Linked DNA regions of Homo sapiens: region 2 is linked to region 1. Evidence: chromatin loops called from intact Hi-C (ENCODE). Cell type or tissue: PC-3. All regions are shown on one strand. Links, peaks and the distances in the headings refer to the core of each region. The heading gives the core; the rest is flanking DNA. Region 1 overlaps LINC01478 (long intergenic non-protein coding RNA 1478). Region 2 has its middle 340 kb from the start of LINC01478.

Region 1 (5,395 bases), core at 301-5,300:
CACCATTTATTAAATAGGGAATCCTTTACCCCATTTCTTGTTTTTGTCAGGTTTATCAAAGATCAGAGGTTGTAGATATGCGGCATTATTTCTGAGGGCTCTGTTCTGTTCCATTGGTCTATATCTCTGTTTTGGTACCAGTACCATGCATGCACATTTCAATCATGGTAAATTACTGAGGTTTGAATCTGGCTTGATGTAAAGATGTGAACTCCTTGGTTGCAGAAACTGCATTTATTTTTCAATACTATGGACTTGTTTACCCAGTAGTCAGTGGAATACCTGGCACATGGTTAAGTAAATACATGTTGAATAAATAATTTTCTTTTGAAAGAAAGTTGATTAATGTAAGAGTTTAATGTATCACTGCCTCCAGAATGGGACAGGCTTTGATTCATTCACCAACAGGGTGGGACATAAACAGAAGTATAGCTATATTCATATTAAAAGGCATCACTCTAATGTTATGGCCATGTTCATTGACTGTTTCCATTCTACCCCCATCCAACTCCCAGAAAAAAGAAACAAAAGAACAGATCAGCTTGGATTCTATTACAGTGCTGATGGTAACAGCATCTGTGTAACCTACCTAATAGGTTGGTGCAAAAGTAATTGTGATTTTGCCATTTTAATGGCAAATTTTAAAAACTGCAATTACTTTTGCACCAACATAATAGTATGCCAGAACTTTTCTTCATGTTTGCTGAGTTTGCTTTCCCTTGAGCTTGTAACAAGTATTGTTTTCTGCAACATTTTATTAGAACTTGATTTCACATGGACTGTGGACAGATACATCCATACTTATTTCAATCAGCTTATAAACTATTATTTTTTAAAATAAAGACATAGACCTAGATTCATATTCTTTCATTTTCATTTGGGGCACTAACTATTATAATATCCCTTTTGAGTATATCAAGTAATTTTAAAGCTTTACTTCCATGTACTAATATATTTTTAAAAATCTCTTTAAGTAGTATCTATTGCCCTTAGGGCCATTTAATGTCAAATTTTAATTTTTTGATAATCATTCTCTTATGTAATTTTTGAGATAGAAGCTGTGATATTATTTGGGGAGCTGGGAGCAATTTGGGGCTTGTTATAGGCATTTTTCCTCAATAAATTATTGAAAGGAGACTAAGGAAAAAATTATGATTATTATAAAATAGCTGATTACATGATAATAAACAAGGAAGTCATCTGGTTATCTTTGTTTTTCCTTCAGACAGTGCTTCAGATTTCTATAGATACAAACATCTAGGTGATTGTATGAAATTGTCACCATTTCCAAAATATTTTCTCAAAAATATATGATGCAGGTTCAATCAAGCCTATGATGATAGGCTTCATTTGTGTGGGTGTGATTAGGGAGGGAGAAAATATCAAAGTACAAAGTAGAACATTTCTGAATAGAGCTACACATGCTTCGATTAGAAAAATCCCAAGATTTTTGTACCATCTTCACATTCCCAATAATTCCGTTTCTACAGACTCCTGTAAAAGGAAGAAATTGGTTGGCATCTCTGCAAGCCCCTCCTAGCCAGAGCAGTCAAGAAAATGCCATACAATGTGTCCCCTTGTTTATTCTACTCAACATGTGCAGATCTTTGTATTTTTGTCTTTTATTAACTTGGCTTTTTGATAATATGGTCATGCACCACAAAACAATGTTTTGTTAAATGATAGACCTCATAGATGACAACAGTGGCCCTATAAGATTGTAATAGAGCTGAAAAAGTTCTATTGCCTAGTGACATCATAGCATAATTACTTTATTTTAAAAATAAATTTAGTGTAGCCTCGATGTACAGTGTTTATAAAGTCTATATTAGTCTCCAATAATATCCAGGGCTTCACATTCACTCACCTCTCCCTCATTGACTCATCCAGATCAACGTCCAGTCCTGCAAGCTCCATTTATGGTAAGTGTCCTATCCAGTTGTGCCATTTAAACATTGTTTTGACCATATCTTTGTCCTACCTTTCCTGTTTAGTTACACAAATATTTATCATTGTGTTATAATTACCTACAATATTTAGTACAGTAACATGCTGTATAGGTTTGTAGCTTAGGAGCAATAGACCACACCCTCTAGGTTTCTGTAAATATCCTCCATGATGTTTGTGAAATAATAAAATTCTGTAAAAATGCATTTCTCAGAATGTATGCTATCATTAAGCAACATGTGACTGTATATGGTAACGGGACACACTTATAAATAAAAGAGATAAAATGGTTAAAATCTTGAGTAGCCTTTCAGAACAAACTGCTGAGAGAAAAATACATTGTGCATTGTGTGTTTGTAAATTTCCAAAGGAAATATATCACGAGGACAAATTGATAGAAGTGATCAAAGTTTTTTGAAAGCGTAACTGGATTGGTGTATAAAGGAATATGTATGATTTGAATTAATTATTTAACGAAATGGATACATGTGAAAAAGACGACGGCTTTTTTTTTTTTTTGCCTTTCTCTGAAGGACAACTGTTGCAGATGCTCTTAGATTTTACATACAACATGGAAAAACTTAAATCATCTTTAATTCTTGGGTGCAATATTTACAAACAGTAATAGCTCATATTTATATCACTCAAAGGTTTGCAAACCTTTTTTCTACATAGTTATTACCTTTATCCATATTGGTATATGGTGGGCAGATGAGAATTTGTCTTTTTTTACTTAAGGGAAATTAGCTCTGAGAGATTAAATAGTTAATGGGGCAATATAGGAACCTGGCCCCCTGAGCCCCTGTGCAAGGGTTTGCCTCCTATTCACCACACATCTTTTGGGCTCTGGGAGCGAATGCTTCTTATGGCACCATCTTGAGCAAATAATTTCAGTTTTTCTGTTTTTTTTTTTTCTTCATTGCCCCCATATCAGATGGATGATGTTGCAAGAATTCTTGGAGATTTACACATAATTTCTGTGTTTTCTGTTTTGCAGAAGAAAGAGACATTATACAAATGCAAGCTGTTGTCACAACAATGATAAGAAATCAGGAGTCGAAAGATGTGGAGTAAGGGGGAATTTCAGAGAAACCACAAAACACAAAATAGGAAACAGAGACAGGAGAAGATTGCTATGACAAAATTGCAGAAGGTGAAATCTTTGGCAGCCTCTTATTTCTCTGGAGAATATGATATTGTCAGGCTGAGGTGGAAGAATCACATGGTCATACTGTAAGTGCTATGGTTCCAAGTGGTAATGTTATTGATCAATTTTCAACCTGAGATTTGTAATGATAATCCCCACAAGTTGCTTGAGATCCTTAACAGTGAGGTTTTTAGTGAGTTTAACCAACTGTCAGTGCTTGAAAACTCGCCTACAGGGGGCAGCACAAATACAAGTAAACTTAGGGGTAAAGCATGAAATGCATCCAGATTCACAATTGTTTCAGGATCTGCTTGCAACTGAAGCACTGTCTGCACAAGATTCGGCTGAGGGAATATATATAAAACAGAATGTTCCTGTATGATGTTAGTTTTAAAGGTAGATTTTTGGCAGTGGGAGGGTTAGCATTAACATTCATAATGTCACCTGTTATATATGTGTTATTTTTACATTTTAATATTTTAGAATACAGAAATGAATATGCTAATATCATTTTGAAGAGACAATGCCCGTATATATATCACTTGGAATTGTTAGAAATTGGTTGAGAATAAAACATGATCCCTTCTTATGAACTTGGAATTGTTAGAAATTGGATAAAAATTAGAGATGATCCCTTCTTATGACTTCAGCCTAGGAGTACATTGTAGAAAGCCAGGACCAAATCTGACACACTGAAACTTTGATTCCTGATTTTCAAAAAAGAAAAAATACTAGGTGAGGTAAACTGGCTTAACAAGAAGTTATGAATCCAGAACCTGGATGTCAGATATAGATGATCTAGGCTGAGGTGCCTATTCTCTGCCCTTTGCCCTATCCTAAAACTGTATGGATGGAAATGAGCCCACCTTTTGCTCTGAACTGGTGCATTCCTTCCTCACTGCAGGTTGAAGAGGTCTTGAAACATTGGGCTTTCCTCTACAAGCGGAAGGATAGCACTGGCAGCCATCCACTGGCCCAGCAATATCCTGGATTGAGACGATATCATTTGCATTACTTGCTGAATGAAACATAGTGAAAATGACTGCAGATAACCTCAACTAAGTCCAAGATATCATTTTCAAATCTGGACCAGCCCTTGCCATCTAGACTGAACAGAGATTCCAGTTTCCAGGAGAGTAGATGGAGTAATGATAAAAGCACCTCCCAAAACTTTTGCCTTGGTAGGTTTTAGATTCAGGAGATATCCGGGTTTCCATTCCCTTCAGATTTTCAATGACAGTGACTTCCAGTTCCCCACAAATTTCCCTTGATTTCCTGACCATAGAGCCACATATTCATGTTCTTTCCATCCATATATTAATACATGGGTATAAGTCAAGGTATAGGACTTCAAGCACTTTGCATGGATGCCCAGTCCATCTCACTGACTGTGTATTCTCAAAGCTTACCACTGGGCCTTAAGCCCTTTATTGAATGTAAAGCATTCAATAAAGAGTTTAAGGGCTCTTTTCTTTATTTCTGCCACATCCAGAATGCTTGGTTTAGTTAGGATCTGAAGAGGAATTGTATTTAAACATCTCATTTAGACCCTTCTAAGGAAAATACCAAGAAAAGAAGGTTGTGATCTTTTTCTTGGTAGTTTCATAATAGAAAGTCTTAAGAACAGTTACAGTTGTTGAAATCCACCCTGTCTCTGATTCATTGAATTGGAGATAGCTATCCAACTACTAGTTGTCCTTTCTCACTAACTCTCTTAATTATTTCTAGGTACTACAGAGTGGCACATAACTAAACATTATCAAGGAATTTTACAGCCCTAGGCCTTCTATTACTGTGTATTACAGTCTGCTGTAATCATTCTAATGGTCTAAGATGTTGCAAGTAATTTACTCACGGCCTGAACACCAGAAGTGCCAAAATTGCCTGGGAGTTTTATTCTGCATCCAACCAGTACCAGGAAGGAGGATGTATTACTTCTCGTTTCTCTACAAGTGTCAGTGCAAATCCAGCCATCAAACAAAACTTAGACCTAAAAGCTTTTAGATTACAGCGATTATTGCAGATTTTACATGAGATAAAAATGTAATTGCTCCATTTCCTTTATTCTTTCTTTCATTTTCTTCCCTCTCACTGTATATTTTAGATTGTCCTGCTTGACTGCCAGGTCAGACCCAGCACACAAAGATATCTGTCATAAGACTGGGGAGCTGCAGTGTTCTTTTTCATAAGAAATGAAATGCTTGAAATTTCTCTTCCAAATGAATCACAAAACTTCCATGGTCATTTTCATTTTAAATTATTTTATGTCTATGTAAACTCATGCATTGCCTATAACGGAAT
Region 2 (5,395 bases), core at 151-5,150, 130 kb after region 1:
AGTTCCACTGGCCAGGGTGAGATACAAAACCATACATTTTAATCATACACACACAATACACTCTCTCTAAATAAACAAAGAAGAGCAGAATGCATTCAATAAGTAATTTTTACTATTCACACAGCTTTTGTAGATACTGTTGAAAATACAAATATCTAAAGGTTATGGTGACTGCTGGTCTATATGTGCCATATAGTAGAATAGTATTTTTTTGATTGCCAATGACTATTCAGAAGTGTGAAGACAAAGAGCATGGGTTGAGATCAGATGGCATAGAAGGCAAAGCTGGGTCAGCACATCCTGATTTATAAAGAATGAAAGTGGAAACAGAAATAAGCTATCCCAGGAACCATTTCAATGGAAGACAATTCACCTTTTATTAACTATCAATATAAAAATAAGTTTAAGAGGTAGGCCAACACCAAAGGCATCAGGGGATGATATAGAATGAGGCAAAGAAAATCAAATAGCACATCTGGAATTTTGAAACAAATTTAAAGACAAAAATGTACCTAATTCTGGTTGGTTTACCACCACTAATTGATAAGACTGAATTTTCTTATTTTTCTCCATTCTTCTTTCCCCATAACCAAAAACTAAGATGGAATCTGAGCTTTGGATGCTTTCAGTAAAAGGAAATTTTGGTTCTGCATAAGAGAGCAACAGGTGTTATGATCTCTAGTCTACAGGTACCAAGTCAAACACTGAAACTTACTTCATATGATGAACATACCAAATGCTTACATAAGGCATCAGAATTATCCTCCTCCATTGCTAATAAAAAATGCAGGGCTGGCAGATGCGTGTAAGATGGTCATTTTCCAAATAGTAAAGACATAATTAGAAAACAGACAGATTTACAAAAATGATACAATAAAATATTGGTTAGTAGTTGTTATGAGAGTAGCTGTTATGGTGAACAACCAAAAGAACTTACAGTTAATTTTCTGTGATTTCTTCTACACAAAGAGCTATTGCTAATGTAACCAGAAAATCAGCCCCAAAAGACATTCATCTATTGGAGAAACAGCCAGAGATTGTGGCTAAGAAGTATTAATATGTGGAAATATAGTTGGCATGACAAAATATTTGTGGTAAGCATGCTTAGGTTAACATTAAAATTTTTGCAGGTAAAACATAGTGAACCAAATAAATTATTATGTTATAAAGCAATGTAAAATTGGTATATTCAGTCTGGATGGTTACTGAATGGACCCACTTACTGATCATCATTGCTCTTATTAAGTAGATGGAGATCCTAATGGCTGTTTGATATAGTTTGGATGTTTATGCTCTGCAAATATCATGTTAAAAGTTGATCCCCAGTGTTAGAGGTGGGGCCTGGTTGGGGCTGTTTGGATCAAGGGGCTGGATTCTTCATGAACAACTTGGTGCCATCCTTGTCCTTGTGGGAGTGAATGAGTTCTTAGTTCCTAAGATAACTGGTTGCTAAAAATAAATTATCCTCTCCTCCCCTCTCTCTTGCTTTCTTTCTTTCTCATCATGAGATACCTGACCCCCTTTACCTTCTGCCTTGAGTGGACGTTTCCTGAAGTCCTTCCCGAAGCAGGTGCATGTGCCATGCTTCTTGTACAGCCTGCAGAACCATGAGCCAAATAAATCTCTTTTCTTCATAAATTATCCATCCTCAGGTATTCCTCTGTAGCAACACACAGAGACCAAGACCCAGTTCTAGTGCCCAGTTAAGAGCAGGGGATGACTCATGGGTGGGTCCTTCCAAGGACAAGGATTTCAGGTGACAGGGCACTTCCTGAGATGCCTGGTTGAGCTCTTTTCTCCTGAGCTAAATTCATAGATCGGTATTACAAAGAAGGGGCACTATTATTTGGTTGTTAAATGCTATGACTCAGGGGAGCCTAGAGAACTGGCCAGAACATTTATCTCTGCCTCTCTTCTTTCCTAACCATAATAAAAGTAATAGCCACCTCATGTACCCAGAGGCAAGCTGCCTCCAGAAGTGGAAGCCAGCCTCAGGCTCTGCCAGGATCTGAATCGTCACATCATGGTACATGGGAATCTGTAATAAGACTCCTGATCAGAGGTTTGAACTTTCTGATTCCTGGAAAGGATTTATGTCATGGAGAACTATGGCCCCTGAGAAGATTCATGTGTTTTGTTTCTTGACAGGGAAAAAGGAAACTGTAATCTGGCAAATAACTTCTAATAGCGCCCAAGATTCTAGTACCTTCTCCCATTACTCATGGGATTTTCTCTCTACTCATTGAATTTGGGTCTAGAAGCTGAACAAAATGCTGACTGAGGAAAACAAACAGACAAGACAACTATTATTAAGAGGAGAGAAAAGCAATTACGGCATTTGGAATATAAAGCTTAAAAGAAAATAAAACTACCATAAGAGATGGTCATTTTTTGAATATTAAACAATAAAAATAAGGCATTAATGGAGAATTAATTAGTAAATCAAACAAAGTATCTGAGGAGAGTAGAGTTGGTGATTTATAGTGAAGACACTATAAATCAGTGGGTAGATTTAAGCAAAGAGTGATTGGTGTTGAGACCTGTGGCTGATTGATTGTGTCAATGACCCTGATTCTTCTTCCTTTCCAGTATTCATGTCATTTGCCACATGAGTTTGTTCCTCTTCATAAAGAAGGGACAGTTGTTTGCTCACTCCTAGAATTTGCACTGGGCTTCTGACTTGCACTGACAAGTAGAATGAGGCAGAAGTGATAGAGGGCCAGGTGTGAACCAAGGTCTTAAAAAGCACAGAGGTTTCCACATGTTCTCTTGCTCCTCTGCCTTCAATATGACAACATGCCCTGCTGGAAATTGCAGCATGTAGAGCAGAGCTGAGTGACTCCCAGTAATTCCACCCAAGATCATCCTAGATTAGCCAACTCCCACCAGATATATATAAGTGAGGCCAGAGAAACTACTTAACTGAATCCAGCCTAAATCACTGAACTGCAGACTATGAGCTAAATAAATGTGTGTTTGTGTATTTTACGGCACTGACATTTTATGATTGATTTTGTTTATAATGCACATCAAATTGCCTGTAATTGATGTAAGACAGGAATTGGTGGCCTAGAAGATCAAGAGGCAAAAATGCAGGAAGAAATACAAAAAGATGGGAAGCATTAAAAAACAAAGCATATATGAAGGGAAGATATTCAGAAGCCCTAAATTGCCAATAAATAGAAGTTTCTATTACTGGAAAAAAAGGAAAATAAAAAAAAGAAGAGGAGGTAATACTGATCTAAATGATAGAAAATCATTTTCCTAGACAATAAGAATTTGAGCGTGAGTTTGTAAAATCATTTAATTTCAGTGCAGCAGTAAAGAAAGAGACACATACTTTGGCATACCTTATTAGTATTCTAAATCAAATAATGAAGAGAAACATTTCTGCAAAAAGTTTTTAAAGATTAAATTACTCGCAAAAGTACTAACACAGGGGTTGGCAAACATTGGCCCATGGGCTAAATCCAGCCTGCTGCCCCTTTTTGTAAATAAATGTATTTGTTTGCATATTGTTATGACTAATTTTGTGCTACAATTGTGGGGTTGATTACTACAGATAAAGACTAGTTTGCAGTGCCCAAGCTCTTTATTATCTGGGTCTTTACATAAAACGTTTCCTGATAGCTAAAAGATAATAGAATAATCATCTTTATCTTTGGTCTGTTGAGTTAAAAGGACTCTGAACTTGAAACCCTACTGCCAGCCAAGATATCATTCACCAATAGAATCAAAAAAAGTTCTGAATATGCAGAGAATCGGAGAACATATATTAATCAAGCACTCAGAAGAAGAAATGACCTGAGGAAGAACGTTAAACGCCAAATGAGTTGAAACAGAAATCTCAATGCGGGGAAGAATTAGATGAGTGGGAAATTGTAGATAAAGAATTTTGCAATAAATATAATTAAATCTAAATCGATTGTGAGAGAATTATTATATATAATATAGTTACTAAATATGAATTTGTGAAATGAAAAAGACACACTGAAAAAAAAACTGAAAAGTAGATATTTCAACAAAACCCAGGAGTTATAAAATATCATGGAGAAGAGGAAAATAAAAGTATTCTAAACTTTCATATAGGGGATGAAGACTCTGATAGAAAAAAAAATAATGTATTACAAATTCTATAGAAAAACTTGCATGTATACATGTGCAGGGAAAACAATTACAAGAATGGAAAGTCAATAAATCAGTCAAAAGCCTGATTTAACAAGGAAAGAGTAGAACAAATAGTAAATCAAATAAGCTACAATGAGTAAAATTGAATTGAGGACATAGCAAAATACATTAAATGGTAAACATTAAACACTGTGGCATAAGACTCTATACTATCTGCAAGTAGGCAGAAGTCTCAGACTAAAGAAAATATAAACATTTGGCTATATCTTGTTGCAAGAACACTTAAAGTAAAAAAAAAGTTTGAAGAAAGAGAGATGAAAAAAGATACTAAGCAAATGCAAACAAAACAAAGCTGGAATATTAAACTTAATATCAGGGAAAGTGGGATTTAAGGTTAAAAGTACTCAAGAGGATACCGAAGGGCATTACACAATGATAAAGGAACAATTTACGAAGATATAAAAGTCATAAAGTTGCATGCACCAGGAAGATAGCAGCTAAATATATAAAGCAAAATATTAGAAATGCACATTGACCTTGATAAAAATGCAATCATGGAAAAAGATTTTATTGCACTACATTCAAGAATTGCACTGAAATAATAGACAAGAAATAAGTGAGGGCACAGAGGCATAGAATAATGTGGTCAATAAACTAGTTTTTATGTGTAGGTATATACAGTATATAATATGTATATCATTACATCTGAAAGAAAATATATTTTTATTCATATTAAGGAAATACTATAATCATTAAATTTTGTCTATCAACTTAAAACATTTTGAAAAGAAAAAGTTTTATAGTCCACAATTGCTGATCATAATCCAATGTAAATTTCAATATAAAATTATCTTTCAACTATTAACATCTTAGGAATTAAGGATTAGCAATCTAAATAATCTTTGAGGGCCAAAGTAAAGCCAAAACTGAAATTATAAGCAGCATAGAAAAATTTTAAAAAGGAAAATAAACCCTTCTGTGTTGGTTCAGATTATTTGGATAAAATTGTCATAGAAGCCAGATTCAAATTGCTTTAGTAATAATCTCCCATAACACGGAATCCTGAGATGAATGCTTCCAGGGTTACTTCCACTGCTCCAATACATCATCAGGGCCCTGTTTTTCTTCCACTTATATGCCTCGCCATCCTTGGTTTGTTAGATTTGTTATTAGTCCTCTTTTATCTACATTTCCAAGAAGGGTGCTTCATTTCCAGATATTATATTCAAATATGCCAGCATCCATTGGATAAAGAGAACATATTTTT

Evidence for each region. Hi-C counts contacts between places; a loop is a spot of excess contacts. Peaks named below come from ENCODE experiments on the same cell type or tissue, not always from the same donor. Only the 100,000 strongest peaks of a DNase experiment are listed, where the experiment ranks them.
Region 2: a loop joins it to region 1, with 2.0 times the contacts of the local background. A loop is called at or near these places in 1 of 110 quality-filtered maps.

What each region holds. Positions count from the first base shown.
Region 1 is chr18:44,324,032-44,329,426 of GRCh38, reverse strand. It overlaps LINC01478 (long intergenic non-protein coding RNA 1478), which reads left to right. Exons shown (of 5, transcript NR_110792.1): 3 at 2,945-3,180; 4 at 3,999-4,275; 5 at 4,823-5,395. Among named protein-coding and RNA genes, the nearest start is that of LINC01478, 200 kb to the left of the region's middle. In PC-3, for the core only: a CTCF peak has its summit at 3,329 (motif pointing right); no DNase peak of the experiment used is centred there.
Region 2 is chr18:44,192,471-44,197,865 of GRCh38, reverse strand. No RefSeq gene overlaps it. Among named protein-coding and RNA genes, the nearest start is that of LINC01478, 340 kb to the left of the region's middle. In PC-3, for the core only: no CTCF peak of the experiment used is centred there; no DNase peak of the experiment used is centred there; H3K27ac peaks cover 392 bases.